Linked DNA regions of Mus musculus: regions 1 and 2 are each linked to region 3. Evidence: chromatin loops called from intact Hi-C (ENCODE). Cell type or tissue: gastrocnemius. All regions are shown on one strand. Region 1 overlaps Sf3b3 (splicing factor 3b, subunit 3). Region 2 overlaps Mtss2 (MTSS I-BAR domain containing 2). Region 3 overlaps Vac14 (Vac14 homolog (S. cerevisiae)).

Region 1 (8,000 bases), 180 kb after region 3:
CTCTGAACTGCGAAGAATAGGCTCTCATTCCTATTAGGTAGACTCATGAGATCACTATAATCCTTTTCCATCTCAGATAGCTAGGCCTAAATAGACTCAAAGATCAATATTCAAGCTTCCTATAACCTCATAATGCCCAGTGCCATCTCATGGACCATCTCTTAGAAAACTCCAAAGAACCCAGAATTTCCTATGTAAGTGAAACGAACATCAACCTACAAAGTGAATTAGTCAGAAGTTCACAGTGGTACCAACATCCAAATGTCTTTTGACTACTTACAGCCTCCTGGCCTTGCATCCGGACCCGGAAGAGTTTCACAGGACGGGACCCCAGATACCTAGTGCGGGTGTCAGACAGGTCCCCAGTAACAGGGTCTAGGACAGTCCTCAGCAGTACACCGTTCTAGTGGAAAAGATGGAACAGGTAAAGCCTCCTTTTTATGATGGGAACTTTTATGTTAGATTTTCCTTTGGCTACTTTAGTAGAAGACAAAGATATGACTTGGTGGCGAAAACAACATAAAACAGGTCACAGCGCCCAACAATCAGGAATTCACTCATTCTCTCCTAGTTACTAAGCATCTACTGGCAAAACCCACTTCTCATTATACATACATTTCCTGTACATTAAGAAATATTTCATTTAAGCCAGGTGGGGATTGTGCATGTCTTTTAAGCCAACACTCAAGAAACAGAGGCAGGAAAATCTCTGAGTTTGAGGCCGGTCTGTTTGGAGAGCTAGTTCCAGGACAGCCAGGGGTCAAGAAACCCCATCTCACCTCCCCATCCCCCCCAAATCATTTAAGTTAAGTACTTTTTATAATTTAAAAGCAGACCTCCGCAAAAAACAAAACAAAGAAAACAAACAATTAAAGGCTGGGATGTACTGACTATGGTACCTCTAAGCCTCATTTTCCCTAAAGGAACACGGTTCCAAGGGATGACTGATTCAAGGCTGAAGCAAGAACATTCCCAATGCAACAGTTACCTAATTGTGCAAGAAGGCAGGCAAGATAGCTGGGTCAAATAAACAAACGAATTTCAAGGGAAACCACAATCAAAAATGAAGCAAACAAAAATCTAAGAGATGACAGTAATTTGAAGAAGAAAATACCCACAAATTTATATAGTTAAAAAATAAAAATCTACCTCCAACCAACAAAATCCCTACTTCATCAGACTCAACTAGAATGACTGCTGTAATCCTAACTCCTACTGTAAAATTAGTGACTGAAGAAGGGGTTGGGAGAGAGCCATTATCCTTTTCCTGTATAAAGTATGTTTAGAGCAAAGGAATAAACCTCAATTTACAGACTTGATTACAAACATTTCAACATCACGCACCTCCAGTGGGATGCAACAGAGTAGGGCCACTTCCACTACAACAGTTACGAGTGAGTAACTGCCGTCAACGTCTATAGTCTGCACTAACTGTGATTTTTCACGAGGAAATTAAAACATGCAAAGTATCAGATATTCAGAAAGTGTTACTAATCTTGGTGGGTATGACATTACTAGTTTCTTAAAGCAAAACACTATAGAGATAACATTACTAAGTATAGGAGGGAAGAGGTACTGCCCTAGATTTGCTGTAAAATACTCCTTTAAATGGGAAAATGAAGACTCATTTGTGTGTCTCATGCTCAAGCATTTTAAAGTATGAAACTAAAACTGAAAAAGCACAAGTCTGCCATCTAACTTAAGTCTTTGCAGGTCCTGATTCAGGAAGTAAGGCACATAGCACCGTGAGAGCACCGATGCTAGTTTACACTAGATTCCTGCTTTTTGTACCATGATAAAACTCATCTCCTTTGGCTACAAAAACACCCAGGCTTCTACACACTAGAGCTAACATGGTCAATTATGAACTGGGAGGAATTCACTTTAAAAGACTAGAATACTATGGGAACTATAGGTCACTACTGAAGACTCATTTAATTCCAAACCAAAACACCTATCACAAAGCACTTTTTACCAGCTATGAAGACGCTTTGTGTGTGCTATTTCCAGGCCTGCCTAACATGTTCTAAGTGTTGAGAAAAATCAGTCTCTGACAGCACTAGATGATGAGTTTCCCAAGGCGACTATCTAGAACTACAGGCAAAGAAAATGCTTAGACTGGATAAAGAACAGGCTGATAGATACCAAAGAAGGCCTTACACCAATGTGAGCCCCTGGACATCTTACCTGTAGTCCAATGTTCAGGTACAGGAAGCCAATAGAGCCTCTCTCACCCAGCTCATCTTGTTTCTCAGTCCCACCCATTTCCACAATACATAGAGACTCAGGCTGGGCTGGGAGAGCCTGCATACTCAGAGGCTGTAAACAGTCCTAAGGAACAGAAGTGGGGAGGAAAAATTGCTGTAAGAGACAATTCTGGAAAACACATACTCACAGAAATCTGCTAGGATTGAAGGAGGATCTTTGTTGAGGAAAATGGAAACCCCAAAAGAAAACTGAGACAGTAGATGCTTATTAAATCTAAATCTCAGAGTAAGTTTTGGGGAGCTCTTGTTTATTTCTGTCAAAGTGGATAATGGTCAAAGTAAGAAAGTCATATTAGGCCCTATAATAAGTAAAATTCCTTTTTAATCACCAGTCTTAGGATTTTAAACTGAAGGCAAGGCTCCAGTGGTTTAAAGAACTTGTTGCTCTCCCAGGATCTACATGTTGGCTTGGATACTTCCTGATACAAACATGCAAGCAAAACATGAACAACATAGATAGAATCTAAAACACTACAAAAGGGATTCAAGTCTTTTGAGGAAGAAACACATAGTAGCCACAGATCAACATCCTTAAACATCCCGAGGTGTGCTATGGGAATCAAAGGCGGCAGCAGCATACACCTCACCACACTGGGTGCTTAGGATCTCACTGCTGGACAAGATGGGGGAGAGGAGAGAAAAACAATAGACACAGATTTTAGGGAGCCAGGTGCTTAGGGCCCACCCAGAAGACTAAGAATGCCACTCACTGATGGGTCGAGGGAGATGATTCTGACAGTGTTGTCCACCAGCCCCACAGCCAGGAACCGAGATCGCTGTTCTCCAGGGGGCACGTTGGCCAGACTCATGCACACCACATCTGCTGACATCTCTTTCCGCTCCGTGTACTCATTCAACTGTCCTGACTACAGGAAGAAAAACAAAATAGGTCTGTGTGCTACAATTCACCCTGTAGCTCTGGACTATGTATGAAAGGAAGATGGGCTGTTAAGACTTTTTTTAAATTTAATTTTATTTTTGCCTCCTCTCACCCCTCTTTTTGCTTCTGAGATGGGGTTTCATGTAACTATTATTAGCTACGTTCAAGGATGAACCTGAGACCATGGCCTCCTCTGAGTTCTGAGATTACAAAGGGTCTGAACACACCCTGTTTATACAGTGCTAGAGATCTATCAACTGAGCAACACTGCTAACACTGTTTTATATCTCACTCCACTTTTTAGTAAGTCAGTGACCAAGAATCTCACCATTTCAGATCCCAAAATCAACTTCACAGGTTAGTGCCCCAGAGGGAAAGAAAAAAAGCAGGATGTAGCATAAATATACACTATCCTAGACCAAGAAACAAATATATAAAGCCATTTATCTGTTCTCATCATGAGAACCCTGAACAAAGCCAGCTGTGGTAATGCAAGACTATAATTCTAGCACATGGGAAACAGAAAGGGAGACAGAAGAACAGGGTCAAGGCCAATCTAGTCTACATGAGACCATCTCAAAAACAAAACCCTTTCCTAATACACCAAAGCCAATTCAAACACAGTCAAAACAACAACAAAAATGTCAAGTCTACTAGAGATTTCTGTAGAAGGTAAGTTCTGGATACATTTTCATATAAAATAGCAAAATCAGGAATAGTAACTCATGACTAATCACAGCACTTGTGAAGTTGAGACAGGAAGACTGCTGTGAGTCACCAGCCTAGAATTCTACATTAGACTGTATCTCAAAACAAAACAAAACAAAAAACAAAAAAAGAGAAACGAGACAGAAGAAAATAAAAGAATTCTTTACCAAATATTCACTAGAAGATGAGGATGAGGTACAAAACAAGCTATTTGGCTTTCAAGAGATTTCACATCTGTAATCTGAATTAGATTTCCTAGTTTTTGTCCTTAATCTTTAAAAAAGGGGCCAAACTGTCTTGTTTGTGGACACTTCAGAGTCCCAATTCTCTTTCTTGTGAATCCATGCATGCTTAAGATACATACACTGACAACACTGCCTAAGCACAACAACAGAACCCCACCCCAAGGACCATAATGGAAGATAACACAGGGCCAGCAGAACAAAACAAGTAACATACAGGATCCATCTCGAAATAGACCAGCTCTCCCCCAGTCAGGGCGATCACCACTTGTCGCTGGTTCACTGCACACTTCACAATCGTTTTCTTGCCGGGAGTCTTCCACTCATTAACTCTTTTATCTGCTCGTATGTGTCGGATGCCATCTGGATACACCTAGAAGTCAGTCAAAGAAGAACATCTAACTAGCAATCTGATTGTCACCCAGAATGGCCCTCACACTGGCACACTGGGACCACACAAATGAGGCACTGCTTGTTTTTGAAATGTTCATGCTTTGCCACCTCAGTTGAGAAAGGTCCCAAGCCCACATGTTAATGATAAAGATGAGAAAAGCAGTGATAGGGAATGACCAACAGGGAGGAAATGTTAGGCTTCAAATTTTCCTAACTGCCGAGTTATTCAAAGCCTGAAAGGGATGAATTCTCAGTACCCCTTTTTATGTTGATAAGACATTAGACCCTCCCCTCAGGTTTTCTGGAAGGTGAGAATGAAGAAACATGAATTCAAGCACACCACAAAACAAGAGAAGGATGGGCAAAGGATGGGCAAAGGACGGACGGCCAAGGCACGCTGAGGAGGTGCACGCTCACCTGCACCAGTGCATCATCTCCTAACAAGGAGCAGGACAAGGTTGGAGTGGTGCCCAAGAAGCCAGAGTCAGTCACTTCTTCCACAGTCTCTCCGATAGATAGCACAAGTGTGGCATTCACGAAAGACACAATGATGTAGGCATCAAACTCATCTGGAAAAAAGAAAACAGAGGAGCTGTTAGGAAAAATTCAAATTTACTAGCATTAGAAAGGCAGTTGAGACACAACAGTTTTAGAAACCTTTCACAACACTTCTATGTGCAGTCACTACACACATGCACACACAAAACAGAATGTTCAAAAGACGATTGGCTGTCCTAGCAACCTACAAGTAAATGCCCAAACACGCTGAGTATAAATGTCTGAAGACTAGTATTTCCTTCAGGTATTTGGAAAAGAGACGATAAAAATAAAATAATAATAATAAAACATATAAGAAAACCTTAAGTAACTGTGTGAAAAACTAGAGCAAATCTATTTGTGCCAATTGCTGACTGACTGATGGGGTATTATGTAGCCCAGGCTGGACTCAAACTCAATATACAGCCAAAGATGACTTTGAACTTCTGACTCTACTTTCCTTAGCACTAGAACTATACATAGGTGTGCCACCATGCCTGGCTTATGATGTGCTGGAGATTGGAACTGAGTTTCCTGCATGACAGGCAGCTGAGTTAATCCTGCCTGATTCCAACCCACTTAAGGGACATTTTAAGAGAAGAGATCAGCCAGGCGTGGTGGGGTACTCTGTGAATCTGAGCACTCAGGAGGCAGAAAAAAGTGGATCTCCAAGTTTGAGGACACCAAGGCTATGTCTCAAAACAAACAGACAAAAAAACCTCACCAAAACAACAACAAAAACACCCCCCAAAAAAACCAAAAAGATACCCAAGCACTAACTTCTTCTAAAGGGAGCGAATGCAAACATATATATATATATAATCTTTAGTGAAGAAAATGACTACTTGAGGGTTGAACATGTTTGGTTTTTCGAGGGCTGGAGCCTGGGAATCCTAATCCCACTGAGAAGAGAGAGCACCAGTTACCCAGGAAATGGGGGAAGGGCAAATGTTGATAGTCAGTGCCTGACCTCTAGGGCTTTTCTGTTTAAAATTGTTAGCAACACAGTGGTTACAAGCAATCTTACTAGAATTTGCTTTTCATAATGTTGTTTAATAAACAAACACTAATGAGTTTCTCAAGGTCTTAAGATCTGAGTTCTATAAAGGCAATCTTAATCTCCTGCCCAACCCCATTGCTAAAGGCCATCTATTTCCCATACCTTCACTCCACAGTATAAAATAACTTCTGAGTTGCCTACGTCAACAATATAGAACACCGGATATATACTGAATAAAGTTACATTTACTGCTTTCATAAGTTTTTTCCCACTCAGTATCTGTATTTCTATATCAACTTTTGAGTGTCATTTTGTGCCCAACACAGAAATCAGTGAAACAAAGGACAGAACAACAGAGTAAGGCACTAAACTTGATTGGCAGCTACAGGGCTCTACTCGCCCCGAGCCTTGTCAGAGCTCGATGCCACAAGACTAACCTACTTACTCCATACACATCAAGGACCATTTTTAGTTTGTATTACTCCAGATTATTATCAGAACTACTTTAATCAGCGTTCTTTATAGGAGGGTGAAGGCACATCACTGGTGCAGCCTACACAGGACTCTGACCTATTAGCAGGACGTACAGTTTGGTGATTGTAATCAGTATTTTATTATAGAAATAATGGTATGTGACTGTTTCACACAGTAAGGGTTAAATGCTGTTAATAAAACTTCCAGTTAATAATACACATATACAACATGGCTAGCAAAAAGTAAGAATCAAAGATCTTTCCCAACCCACCACGCAGTTCAAATGATAAATGGACAGACAGGTAACCCATAAAGCATATATACAATGTTAGAGAGCAGTGCTAGACCAGACACTTGGTTTTTGATTGTACTGTCAGCAAATGCTTTGGAAAATCATTTACAATGATTTTACATGTCGAGCCCTGCTTGCTATCATGACATGTCTCAGAGCATGAAGGCGCTGTTCAGGCCTGGTGTTCCAAGTTCCACTCACAAAAGCCACATAAGGATGGACAGAGAGAACCAACTCCACAGAGCTGACCTGTGAACTCCACATGCACATGGTGTCACACATGCCCACACATACACTATAACAAGTAAATACTTTTAAAAAGGAAATTAGGATATGGTTGTTCCTAAATGGATTTCCAATAGCTTACGAAGACCTAAACTGATCTCAACATGACATCAAACTTAAAACTTTACTCCAGCTCTGAACTTTTGACTTGGAAATTTCTGACATGTAGTAAGAAACTGTTTATTTTTATGAGAACACTACATCATCTCCCGTGTTCCCATTTACTGTACCTTCAAAGCTGTGTGATACTAAATTACAGCAAACTAATTAAGGACTTTAACCAGCTACAATTTTCAGTGTCTCCCCTCACTTGAGAGGAAAGCAGTGTCTTTGGGAGAAATCACGCGGTTCTTTCCTTGCTGCTTTTACTGTTTACACCTTCCCTTTAGCCACAAGACCCGACTACTCAGATATAAAGGAAATGCTCAATTAACAGCAGGCACTTTGTCTAAATAATTCCACAAGGAAGAGAGCAATGACTACTGCTTTAAAAATCCCTTTAACCACAGCTTCCCTGAATACCAACCACACTGGAACTTCTACCATTGCCATTCCCAGCAATGAAGTCCTGAGACACATTAATAGTCTTAGGGAGATTACAGACCTTAAAAGTTGACATTCAATACCAAAAATCAAGCTTCAGACACTGTTATTACTAGGAATTATAAATATTCACAATGTCTTTTTCGTCCTGTCTCAGTGAGGGCTCTCTCAGGGAAAGAGAACGCCTCTGTAGGGCCAAGTTCAGTATATTTCCTTTTCCATTTCTGAGCACTGTACAGCAACCATGAGAGACAATGCTGTACCTTTCTTACCTTACTAAATTATTATTAGCCGTCTCCAAACAGTAACATGGCCCCAGTGGAGATGACCAAGCTTCCTGTGTATCATTCACACGTGGTATTCAGAGTACCTGGCTCTT
Region 2 (8,000 bases), 80 kb after region 3:
TGTGTGTGTGTGTGTGTGTGTGTGTGTGTGTGTGTGTGTGTGTGTGTGTGTGTGTTTCATCTGAGCCTGTCCTCCTGCGCCCGCCTTGCGCCCAATGCCTGTCTGGGTCCGAAGGGTGGGAGTGAGTGCTCGCAGGTTGGGATGTCCGAGAGGTCGCCCCGTAGGATCCCGATCCAAAGCTGAGCGTCCGCAAACACTCGGTACCCCAGACCCCCAAACTATGAATTGGGTTTATCTTTAGGACCGACCTTTAAGGCCCTTTAACGGATCCAAGGTCTCTCGGGCCTCCGCCCCCTTTCACCACAGTGCCCCCCCACACACACACACACACATACCCCCGACGCCCCGAAGCCCAGACAATGCTGTCACCGCCAAAGCAGGAAAAAAATAATAAAGCAAAGAACTGTTAACTCTTGCCCCGCCAGCCTCGGGCCTCTGCATGGATGCAGCCCCACCTACACACACACACACACACACACACACACACACACACACACACCAACAGATCCAGCAAGCTCCATTACTCCAATCCTCGGGTGGGGTCCTCCCTGCAGCCCAAGGGTAGGACTGAATCCACCTTGGGGAGGAGGTAGGCTGTGTGTTGGCTAAGCAACCTGGGGAGCGCTTTCAGCAACCCCCCCTTCCTGATCACTCAAGGTCAGACTGAGCAGGCACCCTGTTCAGATGGGGAAACTGAGGCCTGCGAATGGCTCAAGGTCATAAGGAGACCATTGGATCCTGCTTCGGGACCTCAGCCATTATTATCCATCTGGTAATTTACTGAATTCTCCCTGACCCCCAGAGGCCAGTGTTTGACGAGGCTGATCCGAATTGACTAGGCAGGGAAAGCTTCAGTGGCAAGGTGGGCATCGAGTGCCAGTGTTCCTGTCCTGCACTGTACCCCTTGGTCTAGGAACACGATGGAAAACGGAAGAAACTAGGCCCTGTGCTGAGCCTCCTCACATCCTTACCCTAGGCTCGCACTTAGCAAGAACAAATCAGAATCCTGCTAGACCCTGGGGGCTGTGGAACCCACGTACAGGTACACCCTACCCAAGGGCTCCAGAAAAATGCTTTAGGAAAGTGATGCCTTGCAGAGAGGCAAGAAGTTGGGGCTCCCCTCCTAGTACTGCCAAGAAACACCCCCAGTAAGGGAAGGCATCTGTCAGATACTTGCCCCCTAAAAAGAGGCCTGAAACCACACTGGCCTGGGACTTACAAGTTAGCAGCACGTCAGCGCCTTCCCATAGTTCTATACTTTTCCCTGGGGTTCCTCCCTCGCCACAACACACACACACACACACACACACACACACACCCCTGGCAACTCCACCTGAGGGCCTCATCACTAGCCCTCAGCATCTTGGTACCAGCTCCTCTGGCAACTCCACCTGAGGGCCTCATCACTAGCCCTCAGCATTTTGGTACCAGCTCCTCTCTGAAACTGTGTAACCCAGACCACCTCCCCTAGCTGACACTCCTGGGCTGGCAGAGGGTGGGAGCCACCCACACTGCCTCCCACTGCAAACACTGCAGCAAGCAGCCACTTCTGCCCAGACGAGACAGCAGGATAGTATCCTCCATTCCTGCCAGTTGCAAGGAACTCAGTTGAGACACGGGTCCAGTCTCAGCAAAGAACTTAGTGGCAGGCAAGATTTCTAGATACGTGGGGCCAAGATGGAAGAGACTTTACCAAGCACCATCAGATCATGTATACTATGCCCCTATCAATGACATGCATGGATTAGGGACCCTGAAGGGGCCGGCCACCTGCACTGATTGGCTGGACTTAAAAAGCTGCTTCTGGCTGTCTTGCTCAGTGGCCACCATCAAGAAGTTCAAGGAGACTCAGATTGCCTGGGGCTGATTCCTAGTGAGTTGCCCAGGACTCTCTCTGGAGCCACTAGAAGGCCCCAACCCTGCACTGAGGGATGGTGTGGGAGGAAGGGTCCCCACTCAGATCTTCAACTACACAGACAGAGGAGGGTGGGTGCAAACCCAGGGGCTTGAAAGGGCCCTGGAGAGCTGGTTAGCTTGCCCTGTCTCCTCTCTCTCAGGCCAACTGAACCCAGAGACTTGATCTTGCCTGGGGCCCTAGGCCTAGTCAGCAGAGGAAATGGGGTCCCCATCCCATGCTACCCTGAAAGTGGGTTCATCCTAATCCAGACTAAGAAGTGTCACACAGACACAGGCTCTGGCCACAGGGAAAGGCTCCTGACAGAGAGCTGGGGCTTTTGCCCTCTTAAGCAGTTCCCACAGCAAGTGACCCCCTGAAGTCTACACACAGGCCCTGATTCTACAGCTGAGGAAATCTGGGGCTGGGGGTGCCCCCAAAAGTCTTTTCTGAGACTAGAGCCTGGGTTGCCCCCAGACACACCACAGCCACACCAGTCTCATCCTGGTGAGCACCTTCCCTCTGCTCCAGAGCGGTGGCCATGCTTGTGACAGACCTGGAGTCTCCCCCTTTCTCTCAGTCCCTGTCACCTTCCCACATAGAAGTGAATGTAGTTGTTCCTCGCCCCGCTTCTCTGAAAACAGGGCACCTACATCCTGATATGTCAGCTATAGGATCAGACCTTGACCCCAATCCCTAGGGCCTCAGACAAATCAGTCAACCTCCCTGAGCCTCCAGTTCTCCCATCAAGAAAATGGGGCAATAGCGAGCTGCATTCCAGGAGTCACTCAGGAGGTGGTGAGTGATGCATGAGGCAGTGCTTGGCCCAGAACACCTGGCCAGCAGGTGCAGTTCCTGTGACTGTGATGACATCGGGGCTTAGAGCCTGGGCCAGGTGAAGCGAACACTCTCCCTGGGGCACCTGTCAGTCAGGCATAGGGGGATGGGGAAAAGAAGCCAGGCTCTTAAAGACTGGGGTGTGCAGATCTATCTACAGAGGGTAAAGTGGACTTGGCCTACCACTGGGGGAGTCCTTACTCTCTCAGACAACCAAGGGCTTGCTGAGGGGGCCAAGCTTTCCTGGGGTCCAGGAGAACTAACTTTGGACACCCTGCTCCCAGCAGTTTCTCACACTCTGGAGTGAGGTCTTAGCGGGCTTCCCTGCCAAGTAGCATTTAAGAGGTGTGAGGGTGCCCCATCTTGAAAAACCCCTAGAGGCCAGTGCCTGGGTTAGCTCCTCAGGACTGCCAGGGACAACCTCACAACCTGGTGGGCTTTTTTTATTCAGAGCTGTGTGGGTGGGGGAGAGCCCACCCACAGCCTCCTCTTCTTGTTCCAGCCTTGCTACGGCTTCTCAAATATTTGCTTTCCCTGACACTGACTTGACTGGGCAGGAAGAGGGCGTTTTTGAGGGTCGGTGAAGCAGCCCGCCCCCTTGCTGTCCCTGGAGAAGCTGGCTAGACCTACCCTGGGGTTCCAGCCAAGCACAGCCCTCCCAGAATCCCAGAAGCTGAGGCTCTTCTGTCCCCTTTACCTTGGTACTGAGAAGCCTCCGTCCCAGTCAGCTCATGTGGGACAGGGACTAGGGCCTTTGCTAGCCCTGGGCTACCCTTCAAAGAGCAAGGTCTCCCTCAGGGTTCCCCCCCAGGCTAGGGCTGACCTTTCTCCAGGGCCAGTGCATGAGCCAGAAAAGCCCCTTAATCAGACTGGACAACTCAGTCACCAGGAGCCCAACCTCCCTATTGGGAAACCCCCTCCTAATAGAGAGCCTCTGGCCAGGCTAGGATAAAGGCCACACTGTTCCCCTGGAGGGGAGAGGAGGGACTGGAAAAAGGTGGCTCTGTTGGCCACACAAGGCCCCATTCAGCCTGGGGCCTAGTTGTCCCAGGCAAGCTGACCAGCCTGTGTAGCAGCCATGGCCTCCCTGGGTCTGTGAGCCACCAGTGCTGGCCAGAGATGACTGGCCTAACGGAAGCAGCTTCCGGGCCCCATTAGACCTTGTGTGGCATTGATTCTGCCAACCTCCACTTTCCACCACATGTGATAGGGATTGAGTGCCCAGAGCCTTATGAGAAAGCCCCCAAGGAAACTATCTGCCATCCATTTTCTCCTCCATCTCCCCCAAGGGAGCATGGGTGCCACCTGGGAACCAACTACTGACAGGTAAGAAAGACTTCATGCCATCCTTTGTCCTGGGCCCTCTCTTGCCCAATAGGGCTCAGGCTACCTCCTCTCTATGGGGACAGGACCATCTAAGAAACTGCCCGGAAATTGGACAGTATGTGGGGAGCCCTGTAGCTCCATCTCACAATTCTTTCTTCCTCTCCCACCTCCTCACCGCAGAGCTCCTACCCCATCTGGGAGGACTTCAACTCCAAGGCTGCGAAGCTCCACTCTCAGCTGAGGTGAGGCAGCGCAGGGTTGTTCCTGTGCTGTGGAGGGAGGGAGGGAGGGAGGGAGGGAGGGAGGGAGGGAGGATGGCCTCGCACCCGGTGACCACACACTCCACTGTGTATCTCCCCAGGACCACTGTGCTGGCTGCTGTGGCCTTCCTCGATGCCTTCCAGAAAGTAGCTGACATGGCCACCAACACCAGAGGTGGGGAGGGGGCGTGGTCAGAGGTGGGGGATGAGCCCAGTGGGCCGGGAGGCTGGAAAGGGATATGGGCCATGGGAAGGATACAGGGCCTGAATGGAGAACTTGGCTTCTGCTGTGATGTCATGGGGCAGGTGAGCAGTGACAGGGATGAGACCAGGAGGTCACCCTCATGCTGTGGGCAAACCCTTCAGTGGTAGTTAGCAATTCTGTGATTCCTCATCCACATGCCTTCTGCAAGTTATATGGGACAGGTGAATAGTCCTTGGGGACTTGCAAGGCCTTTCTTCCTCCCGATTCATCCATCTAGCAAGCACCTGAGCTTCTGTACTTTTGAGTGATAAAATCACAACCCAAGCCTTATCCTCTGGAATCTACAAATGCCTTGGTCTCAGTAGATCCAATCGGAAACTTTGCTGTCTTTTCCTTGAGTGACTGGTCTTTGTCCCAGCTAAGAAAGAGAGAAGGCTCCAGGGTTGGCCAGCAAGGCACCCAAAGCCCACCAAAGGCTAGGATAGCCCCCATGTCCCCATGGCTACAGGATTGCTGGTGATGGGGGCGGGGCAGGGGCGGCCTTTGTGGAACAGCGCGCCGCCTAGTGGCCCGAGGCCGGGACTGCAGAAGCCCCCAGCCCGGCCGCTTCCCATGCAGCTTGCTTCCTTGCCAGGGGCCACGCGGGACATTGGCTCAGCGCTCACGCGCATGTGCATGCGCCACCGCAGCATCGAGACCAAGCTGCGGCAGTTCACCAAGTGAGTGGGCACAGCAGACTACAGGGGATATCCTAAGTCTAGAGAGGCCATCCTTGCCCTGACTGGGGGGGCCCCCCTAGGCCTCACCCACAGCTTTCTCCCGCAGCGCGCTGCTGGAGAGCCTCATCAATCCACTGCAGGAGCGCATCGAAGACTGGAAGAAGTCAGCCAACCAACTGGACAAGGACCATGCGAAAGGTAGGATGGGCCTTCGCAGTGGGGTTCCCGAACCTACCCACCGGGACCCCTTACCATAGCTCCCCTCTTGCCCCTGCGCAGAGTATAAACGAGCCAGGCATGAAATCAAAAAGAAGTCATCCGACACGCTGAAGCTACAGAAGAAAGCACGCAAAGGTAGAGCGCACAGCGCCCCACTGAGGCCCAGCCCCGCGGGCCCCATTCTGTAGCCCCAGCCACCCTATGAGGCACCCCTCCCCCCGAGCATCACCCTGGCCGGGGAGACCCTGTCCTCCAACACAGGACACTCCAACATGTCGGGTGGGACTGAGGGAGCACCCAGCACCCCAGACTGCCCAGGCCCCCACCCCTCCCCAGGAGTGGCTCATCCGCCTGTCTTTCACACATTCTTTCTTTCTCTGTCTCCTCTCCTCCTCCCACATCCGTCCTGTAGAGCTACTTGGTAAGTCAAATGTCCGTCCCTCCAGCTGCTCCGAACCTCCTTGTTGCATTTGTCTGCCTCCGCCCCCACACCCCCCCCCCCCCCCCCAGCTCAGGGCCATTGGAAAGAACCTCTCCAATCCAAGAAGGAACAAGAAAGGCGGTTGCTCCACCAAGGGAGGGGCCTGGGGCATAAGAGTCCCAAACAACTGCTGGGTCAGTCTGCCAGGCCAGGAGGGGTTCACTGGCTGGGCAGGGTGGGGGTCTCAGGCCCTGGCTGCCCAATTACGACCTGGCCAGCCAGGTCCTTCCCTGTCACCAGCTCCGTCCCTGTCACCATCTCCTCCACGTCCAACTCTCACCTCTCTCTGTCTCTCTCACTGCTCCTGTGTGCTGCTGTTGCTGTCCTTGTGCATTGGTCCCCGAGCTGAGCTGTGACCCATGCTGAGACACACTCCTCTTTACTCCCTAGGCCCAGCCATAGCTCTCCTGACCCCTGCACCTCTTAGTGGCCTGGCCTGAAGCTGAGCAGAGCCCCCACCCTGCTGTCTGTCCTGCCTTCAGCTATTCCCCTCTCTCTACCTCTTGAGGTCAGGGTTATGCTGGGGCAGTAATGACATCCTGAGTGATAGAGGTCTCCAGCTGGCCTCCCCATGGTCTAGCCTACCTCAGATCCTGGGTGGCTGTGCAGCTTGGTGTTGCTATGTCTGTCTGTCTGTCTGTCTGTCTGTCTGTCTTCTCTGCCTGCTCTGGTGGGACCAGCCCCTCCACAAACCTTAGAGTCTGCTCCATGCTCCCTGGCTCCCTTGTCCCCAACCCCACAGCCAAGAACACTACCACAGGGGCCTAAGCCGTGGGTACAGCCAACCAGGCCGGCGTCCCCAGCGCGGCCTCTCTTCCCAACCCCTGCAGGGAAAGGAGACCTGCAGCCCCAGCTGGACAGTGCCCTTCAAGACGTCAACGACATGTACTTGCTACTGGAAGAGACGGAGAAGCAGGCTGTGCGCCGTGCGCTGATTGAGGAGCGGGGCCGTTTCTGCACCTTTATCACCTTCCTCCAGCCGGTGGTGGTGGGTCTCTTGATGATGTGGAGCCCCTCCTGGGGAGGAGCAGGGGACAGACCCAGGATAGACCTCTTAACCCCCTGTGCACCTGGCCTAAAAATCAGGCCTCGTAGCTTGTGACACTCTGGCTGAATCTAGACGGACAGTTACCTTGATTGCACTGGCCCAGCCCGTGTCAGCATTGAATATCAGGGAAGGGGGAAAGAGGAGAGGCCTAACAGGCCTGTTTGTTTCTCCAGAGCGGGTGGGCAGGTGTAGGGGCTTTAGACACTGACTGGCTGCTTCCTTAGAACGGCGAGCTGACCATGCTGGGAGAGATCACTCACCTGCAGGGCATCATTGACGACCTGGTAGTGCTGACTGCAGATCCCCACAAACTGCCTCCCGCCAGTGAGCAGGTGCGGCCAGCCCTGACGTCAAGGGCCAAGACCAGGACCAGTGAAGAGATGGTCCTGCCCTCGTGTGGGCACAGTAGAAAAAAGAGGGGAGCTTTGTGGGGAGGTCCTTGTGGGAAGAAGACCAGATAGTATCCAAAAGCCCTGTGGGATTTCTGGGAGCACCTGACCCAGTGACAGATGAAATGCTCAGAACCCAATAGGGCTCAGACCAACACAGATGGACAGAAGCCAGGTCCCTGGGGCTTGGCCCTTCCAAACCTAGAACCCAACCCACCCTACACAGAGATCTACACACTGTACTGGGCAGCCCCTGTGGTTGGGTACTTCCTGTGTACCCCACAATCTGTAGCATATCCCCTCAGGTCACCACACTGAGTTCTCTCAATGGTAGTCTAAGCTGGCTCCAGTTCACAGGAGAGAACACGCCTCAGGAAGCTCCCGAGACAGTTTCAGCCCCTAATGTCACGGCCCCCCAGTGTCATGATATTCCCAGCCATGTGTCCCCAGAAGGACCTGTTTGACCCTTGTCTCCGGCCTGGAGCCAGTTGGGGCTCAGGAAGAAGCCCATGTTTAAAAGAAGGCTGAAGTTGGGCTTGGGGGTGTGAGGTTCATCTCCTGAGGTTTAGTTCACCACTGGGGACAGACAGAGGGGAAGGTGCACTGCCCTATCAGCTCTCTG
Region 3 (8,000 bases):
TCCCATCACTCGCTGCATCCTCTTTCCACCTGCCTCCAGGCCCTGCGCACCATGACATAAGTAGGGTGAATGCCACAACAGGCTTGGCCTGCTGCCATAGCCTTCCCTCCTCCACTCCTGTGACTAGAGAAGGCAGGTGGCAGTGTGGGCCTCTTACTTAACACAGAAATAAAGATCCCCTTTACCAGGAGGAAGAAAGACCATAGGCTATTTTTGGAATAGGCTAAAAACTTGGTTTGTTATTTTTAGAAAATATTTTATTTGTAAACTTTAAAACTTTTGAATGACAGTAGGGACAATGTTAGTCATCATCTGTAACAGAACAGCTGGATTGATGCTGCACTGTAATCCTTGGGCTATGGAGGCAGGAGGATTAAGAAATCAAGGTTGATCCTCCCTACATGGAGAATTCAAGGCCAGCCTGGGCTACATGAGACCTTGTCTTTAAAAAGTCAGAATAAAAGAAACAAAACCTCACATAAGAAATATCTATGGCTCCCTAATGTTTGATATAAATGGCTGAATGAATGAATGAGTGACAAAGAAAGGACAGCTCCTCCTTATAGAAAATTCCAGCTAAAAGCAGGAAGAGTGACTGGAGGTGTGGCTCTAGTCATGGCGCACTTGCTTAGCATGTGCAGGAACCTGTAGAATGGGGCACTTCCCACGTGAGTCCATAGTGCTGAACTGACCCTGGGAGGGCCAGTGGCTGCAAAAGCACTTCCAGTGTGGAGACGCCTGAGCTCCCTCCCAGCCTTCCATGGCAGTGAGGCATCTCTTAAATGTTCAGGCCCTGGTGAGTGAGCGAAAACATCTTACTCTGCAGTCAGACGATTTCCTGCAGTTCCTGGCCTCTTAGAGCAGCTTGCCCTCCTCAGAATGCTGCACAGTGACACCCAGCCCTGGGCCTGTTAGAGCAAATCTTCTGACCTTGCCTGCCTTCTTCACCTCTATTCTGACAGTCCTGGCACCGTCAGCCTGTCACAGTAAGTGAGCTAACATCTGTTGCCTGTTTACAAGTGTTCCTCAATGCATCCCAACAGCCATGGAAGCATTTGCTACAGAAATGAATAAGCTGCTTTGTCAAGAACTTGAACATTCACCTTTCAGCTGCTTTCCTTTATTTTATTTTATTTGCGTGTGTGTGTGTGTGTGTGTGTGTGTGTGTGTGTTACATGTGTACACATGGGTGTGCAACAGAAACCAAACCCTTGGCTTCATTCATGTTAGGCAGATGCATCCCTGAGTGACTTTTCTTGGCTTGACTTGGAGAAATTGTTTGCTGTGTTGATTCTGTGTTGGTTCTGACAGTGAAAGCATTATAAATGTATTCTCCCAGCAACTTTAAAATCAGGTTTCAATTTCCATTAGCTTCTCAGGTCTTTTCCTTTATAATTTTTGCCTGTTGGCCTGGTTGAGAAATTGTCACCATGCACCCTTGTCAAGAAATTTTGAACTCAAGCCTGACTGAGAAGCACTGAAAATTTAGAATACAGGGGGCAGGTAACTGTGACAAAAATCCCAGGCAGAAACTATGACAATTTTTTCTCCGTCTCTGTCTGCCCCCTGCCTCCTCTTGTTCTTTCTCAGTGTGTGTGTGACTCTGGGAAAATCACAGGCTCCTGCTATTGTCTGGTTTAGAGCAGTCATGGAGGTATCCTCAGTTTCTCAGCCCCACACGACTGCCACGCCATAGTCTATATATTCTCCTCAGTTTAGAAGATCACTTTAAGTGTACAGAAAATGAATAAAGAGATCCTTATGTATATTCTCTGAGCTGTCTGGAAATATGTTAGGACACTGCTGACCCCATTTGTCCCTTCCTGTCCCTTTGTAGGTAAAACTCCACATTACACCAATTGCTGTCCTCTGAATCACCTCTAATCTTGACAATTATGAAGGGCTGGCTGGTCACTTTGCTGACCACCTCTCCACATGAGTTGGACTCACATTTCTCTCATGCATCCTGAAGTTAAGCACTTGGGAAAGATGCAATCGAAGTACTTTGTCTGCAGTGCATCCTGTTGGGGCTGCATTGGCTCAGCACTGAATGGTGGTACTGACCCCTTATCTGAGCACCTCACGCTGCTGACCCCTCCTCCTTTCCTTCATGCTCTGAGCTGTGGCCATTGCCTGGCCAGTACTGGGGTTAGAAGAGAGCCCACTGGCAGCCTTCCAGATGCGCAAAGTCTTGGCTCTTTAGATAACTTAATTAAGCGCCAAAGAAAAAGGTTGGGATTATCTCAGTCCTGTCCTGCTTGAGTTTTGCAGCAGAAAGCTAAGTATAGTAAAGGTTTTGAATTGGCCACATGCTAAGGGACTTGTGCAGAGTTCAAGGTTACAATTCTTTCCCAGAATCATTTTAACCCTTTTATTGAGGTTTTGTAGACTCTACATACCCAGCTGAACATGTACAATTAGCAACTTTTGTTCATTCACTGAGTTGTATAATTATCACAGCCAATTTTAGGACATCATCAACAACCTAAAGTCCTTGCCCATCACACCCCATACTCCCAAAATTCTCCAGCACTCTGTAACCTCTAACCTACCTTCTGTCTCCAGACTCGTCTATTCTAATCGTTTCCAGTGAATGGAATCTTGCTATGTAGTTTTGGAATTGGCTTCTTTGACTCAGCATGTCAAAGTTCATCCATTATATAACCTGTTGCTCTTTATTGCTAAATAATATTTTAGTTTGTTTATCCATGCATAGGCATGTGGGCTCTGCCCACCTTTTGACTATGGTAGGTGGTCACACTAGCATAAGATACAGGATACAGACTTGCATTGCTCTTGGGTGGGGCTCTTAGAGGGCACACAGGTGCCCACAGCTGCTGGGCACCTGTGTCTAACTTCTGAGGAGCTTCCAGCCTGTTGTACAGCCTGTGGCAACACCACTTCACATTTCCACCAGTGATGTGTACCTAGCCAACACTCGCATTTTCTTGCATTTCGTCATTAGCCCTCCTTGTGGATGAGAAATAGCATCATATTGTGAACTTGACCTGCATTCCCTGCTGGCCACGATGTTACATAACCTAAGTCATGTACAGCCACTGCCCTTGGACCTTCAGACCTTTCTGAAATGTCCCATTTGTATTCAGCATGAGTGTGTCCCCAGCTTGTGAGAGCCCTGAGCCTAGCTGAGCACTGGGGCCTGTAAAAGTGCTGGATCCTTGGCTTCCTTCTCAGGAGCCTCAGTGGAGGAGTGGGTGCTGAGGAGGAGAGAACAGGGTCTTGTCTCTACAGACAAGTAGGCAGGCTTCAGGAAGCATCACCTTGTCCCTCTTCTTCCCACAGGAGGTCCAGGTTCCTGTGACTCCAGCTTTGGAAGTGGCATCAATGTCTTCACCTCAGCCAAGTAAGTGCTTTGTGAAAAGCCAGTGGTCTAAGTCTTTCTGGGTGCAAGAGATTGCAGCAGAGACCCAAGGAAACTGTCTGAGGCCACTCTTGGGGGAGTTTCTGATACACAGAGGAGATACTTGAGGAAACCTGAAGGGCCACAGGCACCCTCTCCCCGGTGCCTCTGGACAGAAGGCCTTTGGGAAAGATGGGAAGCCACTGGAGGTCTGTAGATGCACATCCTAGAAACCCAGCCGTGTGTGGTGATGGCTTTGGGGCTGCAGTTCCCTTTGCCAACATCTTTTCTTTATCCAAGGCAAGGCCGACTCTGGGCAGGGGAGGCATGGAGAAGAAGAAGGAAGGAAGGGCACAGCAGGCGAGAGAGTGATCCAGGCACAGGCACCAGAACGGTCCCACCTTCTCCCAGGATAGGTGTCATAGGACAGGCTTCCACGGGGGGGCAGTGCAGGCCAGGGAGCAAAGTCATAGCCTGCCTTGCCAACCCCTTGGGAGAGAACTGTCATGGTTCTCCCGTGGGCTGTGTCTGCTGACCTGCCTGCTGGAGCTGCTTCTTTGAAGCATTAGCACCTGTGCCTAAGGTGGATGACATTTCTACAGTGATTTCCTCTGAACTCAACGTTGAGCCATTGCCTGGGGAGCCAATGGAGAAAATGTAAAAAGTCAGCCCTTAAATATGATCCTGACTTCAATACACTTTAATGGCAGACAACACAGTAACCAGCAGATTTCTAGGAGACAGGAGAACTGTAAAGGGGTAGGGGACCAAGCCACTGTGAATGGTGAAGTGCTCCCACAGCCGGGCTCTGTGCTTACCTTGGTCAGACCATTGGGTCTGCTAGTCCTGGGGTTGACAGAACCATTATATCTATTTTAGGGATGAAGAAGATTGAGGAAATAGGCTACTCTATACAGAATGGTTTTAGGGGAAGGTCGTGTGGCTGGGGAGAAGGGACAACAGCTTAGACTGAGAAGCTGGCAGGATGGAAGATGTGTTTGAGAAGGAGGCTTGGCAGCTTTTCCTATTTGTTTTGTTTTTTGTTTGTTTTCTCGTGTCTTTTTATTTATTTATTTTTATTAGATATTTTCTTTATATACATTTCAAATGCTATCCCGAAAATTCCCTATACCCTCCCTCTGCCCTGCTTCCCTACCCACCCACTCCCGCTTCTTGGCCCTGGCATTCCCCTGCACTGGGGCATATAAAGTTTGCAATACCAAGGGGCCTCTCTTCCCAATGATGGCCGACTAGGCCATCTTCTGCTACATATGCAGCTAGAGACAGGAGCTCTGGGGGGTACTGGTTAGTTCATGTTGTTCCACCTATAGGGTTGCAGACCCCCTTCAGCTCTTTGGGTGCTTTCTCTAGCTCCTCCATTGGGGGCCCTGTGTTCTGTCTTATAGATGACTGTGAGCATCCACTTCTGTATTTGCCAGGCACTGGCATAGCCTCATATGAGATAGCTATAACAGGGTCCCTTCAGCAAATCTTTCTGACATATGCAATAGTGTCTGGGTTTGGTGGCTGATTATGGGATGGATCCCCAGGTGGGTTAGTCTCTGGATAGTCCATTCTTTCATCTCAGCTCAGAACTTTGTCTCTGTAACTCCTTTCACAGGTATTTTGTTCCCTATTCTAAGGAGGAACAAAGTATCCACCCATTGATCTTTCCTTTTCTTGATTTTCTTGTGTTTTGCAAATTGTATCTTGGGTGTTCTATGTTTCTGGGCTAATTCCACTTATCAGTGAGTGCATATCAAGTGACTTCTTTTGTGATTGGGTTACCTCATGAAGGATGATATCCTCCAGATACATCCATTTGTCCAAGAATTTCATGAATCCATTGTTTTTAATAGCTGAGTAGTACTCCATTGTGTAAATGTACCACATTTTCTGTATTCATTCTTCTATTGAGGGACATCTGGGTTCTTTCCAGCTTCTGGCTATTATAAATAAGGCTGCTATGAACATAGTGGAGCATGTGTTCTTATTACCAGTTGAAACTTCTTCTGGATATATGCCCAGGAGGGGTATTGCTGGATCTTCTGGTAGTATTATGTCCAATTTTCTGAGGAACCTCCAGACTGACTTCCAGAGTGGTTGTACAAGCTTGCAATCCCACCAGCAGTGGAGGAGTGTTCCTCTTTCTCCACATCCTTGCCAGCATCTGCTGTCACGTGAATTTTTGATCTTAGCCATTCTGACTGGTGTGAGGTGGAATCTCAAGGTTGTTTTGATTTGCATTTCCCTAATGATTAAGGATGTTGAACATTTTTTCAGATGCTTCTCAGCCATTCGGTATTCCTCAGTTGAGAATTCTTTGTTTAGCTCTGAACCCCATTTTTAATAGGGTTATTTGAATTTCTGGAGTTCAGCTTCTTGAGCTCTTTGAATATATTGAATATTAGTCCCCTATCTGATTTAGGATTGGTAAAAAATCTTTCTCAATCTGTTGGTGGCCTTTTTGTCTTATTGACAGTGTCCTTTGCCTTACAGATGCTTTGCAATTTTATGAGGTCCCATTTGTCAATTCTTGATCTTACAGCACAAGCCATTGCTGTTCTGTTTAGGAATTTTTCCCCTGTGCCTATATCTTCGATGCTTTTCCTTACTTTCTCCTCTATTAATTTCAGTGTCTCTGGTCTTATGTGGAGGTCTTTGATCCACTTAGACTTGAGCTTTGTACAAGAAGATAAGAATGGATCAATTCGAATTCTTCTACATGATAACTGCCAGTTGTGCCAGCACCATTTGTTGAAAATGCTGTCTTTTTTCCATTGGATGATTTTTAGCTCCCTTGTCAAAGATCAAGTAACCTTAGGTGTGTGTATTCATTTCCATTGATCTACCTGTTTGTCACTGTACCAGTACCATGCAGTTTTGGCAGCTTTTCTGATGGACAGGATGGAGCAGATGAGAGGGATGGGAAGGGCGGCCTCTAGGTGTTAGCTAATGCTAAACCAGATTGTGCTGGCTCATTCCTAAGTTGGACTGCAAGGAGAAAAAAAGTGTGACTCAGACTATCTAGACTCCACCCAGTCATGCAAGGCATCCTCAGGGAGGAAGCTCAGTGTGGACACTGGGTTTTGGAACTCAGGGTTGGAGGAATGGGCAGGCATATAGGGCATACGTGAGTCCGGGAGGTCTGAGCACTGGGCTCGGAAGAATGGTGGAGTCTGTAAGGGGATTTATGAGCTCCCACTTATAGCCAAAAAAAAACCCTGTCTGACTTACTTAGCACTGTACTCTGGGCTGCAGAGACTGTCATGCTTCAGGGGGTGACAGTGAAATGGAGGAACATATACGGTGTGACTGATGGACTGCAGGGGTGGCACAACCTTCTACCACTTCTCTTTCAGTTTGAAAACATGCTCAGCTGGACAGGCCTACAGAGACTTGATTTCTTCTCTACAGGTCAAACCAGCGAGCTGGAGCTAGTTTAATTCACCATACCTGTCACTCAGGAGACAATGCTAAACCTAACCTTTTAAGAACACACGCAGGGAAACAACACACCATGTGCTCCACTGGTGCAGGAAGACCATCTTGTGGCAGCATCGTCGAGTGCAGCCCTGCCTGTGCTTAGAAGCAGCAGCCACAGGAATTATGAGAACAGATCGGACATTCAGAGCCTCTGGCCAGCTCCCTCCAGGGCCACTGAGCTCCCACAGATGGCATCGTTCAGGGTGTCACAAAACAAGCTGCCCTCCCATCTTCTCATGTGTTGCTTATCCAGAGCACTACCCAGATAGCCAAGTACGAGCAGTGGTTAGAGGGAAGGTTGTTCCTGGTCACTGGCCTCTTAGTGGTCACCAGCCTTTAGAAAGTCTAATGACAGCTGTGTAGGAAAGTACACACCCACACAAAATTCCGAATCCATAGACAGTCGGGGAGTCAATGCACTAAAGCCACAGATGCCTTCTGCCCCGGTCTGGGGCCCAGGCTCGGCCACTAAGAGAGCCACTGAGTAAACAGGTAACATCTCTGTCTCAGTGGATAGACAGTCAAGCAACCCCCGTCAAAGGGGTCCAACCTCCTCTCCCCTCCACAGTGCTGGAGCTGTATGGGAGGTTGAAGACAGCAGAATGGAGAAAGTGTGGTAGAAAGCAAGACAAAGCTGAGGGAGGATTTCACCACTGCTGTCTGTCTGTATGCCAGGTGCACCTCTCCTTTGGAGAGAAGCCCTCTGGGGTTCTCATCCTGTGGGCTGTGTGTAAACTGTTGGGGTAGTGACAGCATTGACCCCAGAGAGGAATGGGATGTCAATGAGTTAGTTACATATGTGAAAAGCCTGGAGCAGTGCCTGGCGGACAGCACACACTTGGTTGCACTGGCTACCTTGGTTATCACAAGAACCTCCTTATCCTCATAATCAAAACGAGGAGAGGGGACAGAGAGGTTAAATTTTTGTTGGAAGCCACCCCGCTAACTAGTGATGAAGTGAAGGTCCAAGCCTTTCTGGCTCCATATCACCAGCATTTAGCTTGCCGGATTATTGCTGGATAGCTCTAGGAGGGTGCTCATTGGCCTCTCTGACACATTTGGCAGGTTTTTGGACAGGTGTCACTGTGCAGACCTCCCCCCTGACACCTAGGGCCTTGCCAAGAGCCATGGTGTCACCAATGACCATTCAGGA

What was found. Peaks named below come from ENCODE experiments on the same cell type or tissue, not always from the same donor. Only the 100,000 strongest peaks of a DNase experiment are listed, where the experiment ranks them.
Region 1: a loop joins it to region 3, with 2.8 times the contacts of the local background. A loop is called at or near these places in 11 of 42 quality-filtered maps.
Region 2: a loop joins it to region 3, with 7 times the contacts of the local background. A loop is called at or near these places in 23 of 42 quality-filtered maps.

The regions. Positions count from the first base shown.
Region 1 is chr8:110,821,188-110,829,187 of GRCm38, forward strand. Sf3b3 (splicing factor 3b, subunit 3) reads right to left here. Exons shown (of 26, transcript NM_133953.2): 12 at 4,908-5,059; 13 at 4,315-4,470; 14 at 2,978-3,133; 15 at 2,188-2,331; 16 at 281-403. Among named protein-coding and RNA genes, the nearest start is that of Snord111, 13 kb to the right of the region's middle. In gastrocnemius, no CTCF peak of the experiment used is centred here; no DNase peak of the experiment used is centred here; H3K27ac peaks cover 1,786 bases.
Region 2 is chr8:110,721,957-110,729,956 of GRCm38, forward strand. Mtss2 (MTSS I-BAR domain containing 2) reads left to right here. Exons shown (of 14, transcript NM_198625.2): 2 at 4,238-4,299; 3 at 4,419-4,492; 4 at 5,157-5,241; 5 at 5,348-5,439; 6 at 5,521-5,595; 7 at 6,772-6,929; 8 at 7,214-7,321. Among named protein-coding and RNA genes, the nearest start is that of Mtss2, 4.5 kb to the left of the region's middle. In gastrocnemius, no CTCF peak of the experiment used is centred here; DNase peaks (open chromatin) are centred at 39, 503, 791, 1,348 and 7 more places; H3K4me3 peaks cover 1,557 bases; H3K27ac peaks cover 3,590 bases.
Region 3 is chr8:110,642,455-110,650,454 of GRCm38, forward strand. Vac14 (Vac14 homolog (S. cerevisiae)) reads left to right here. Exons shown (of 19, transcript NM_146216.3): 10 at 3,304-3,364. Among named protein-coding and RNA genes, the nearest start is that of n-TGgcc10, 15 kb to the left of the region's middle. In gastrocnemius, a CTCF peak has its summit at 3,798 (motif pointing right); DNase peaks (open chromatin) are centred at 81, 3,806 and 6,985; H3K27ac peaks cover 1,220 bases.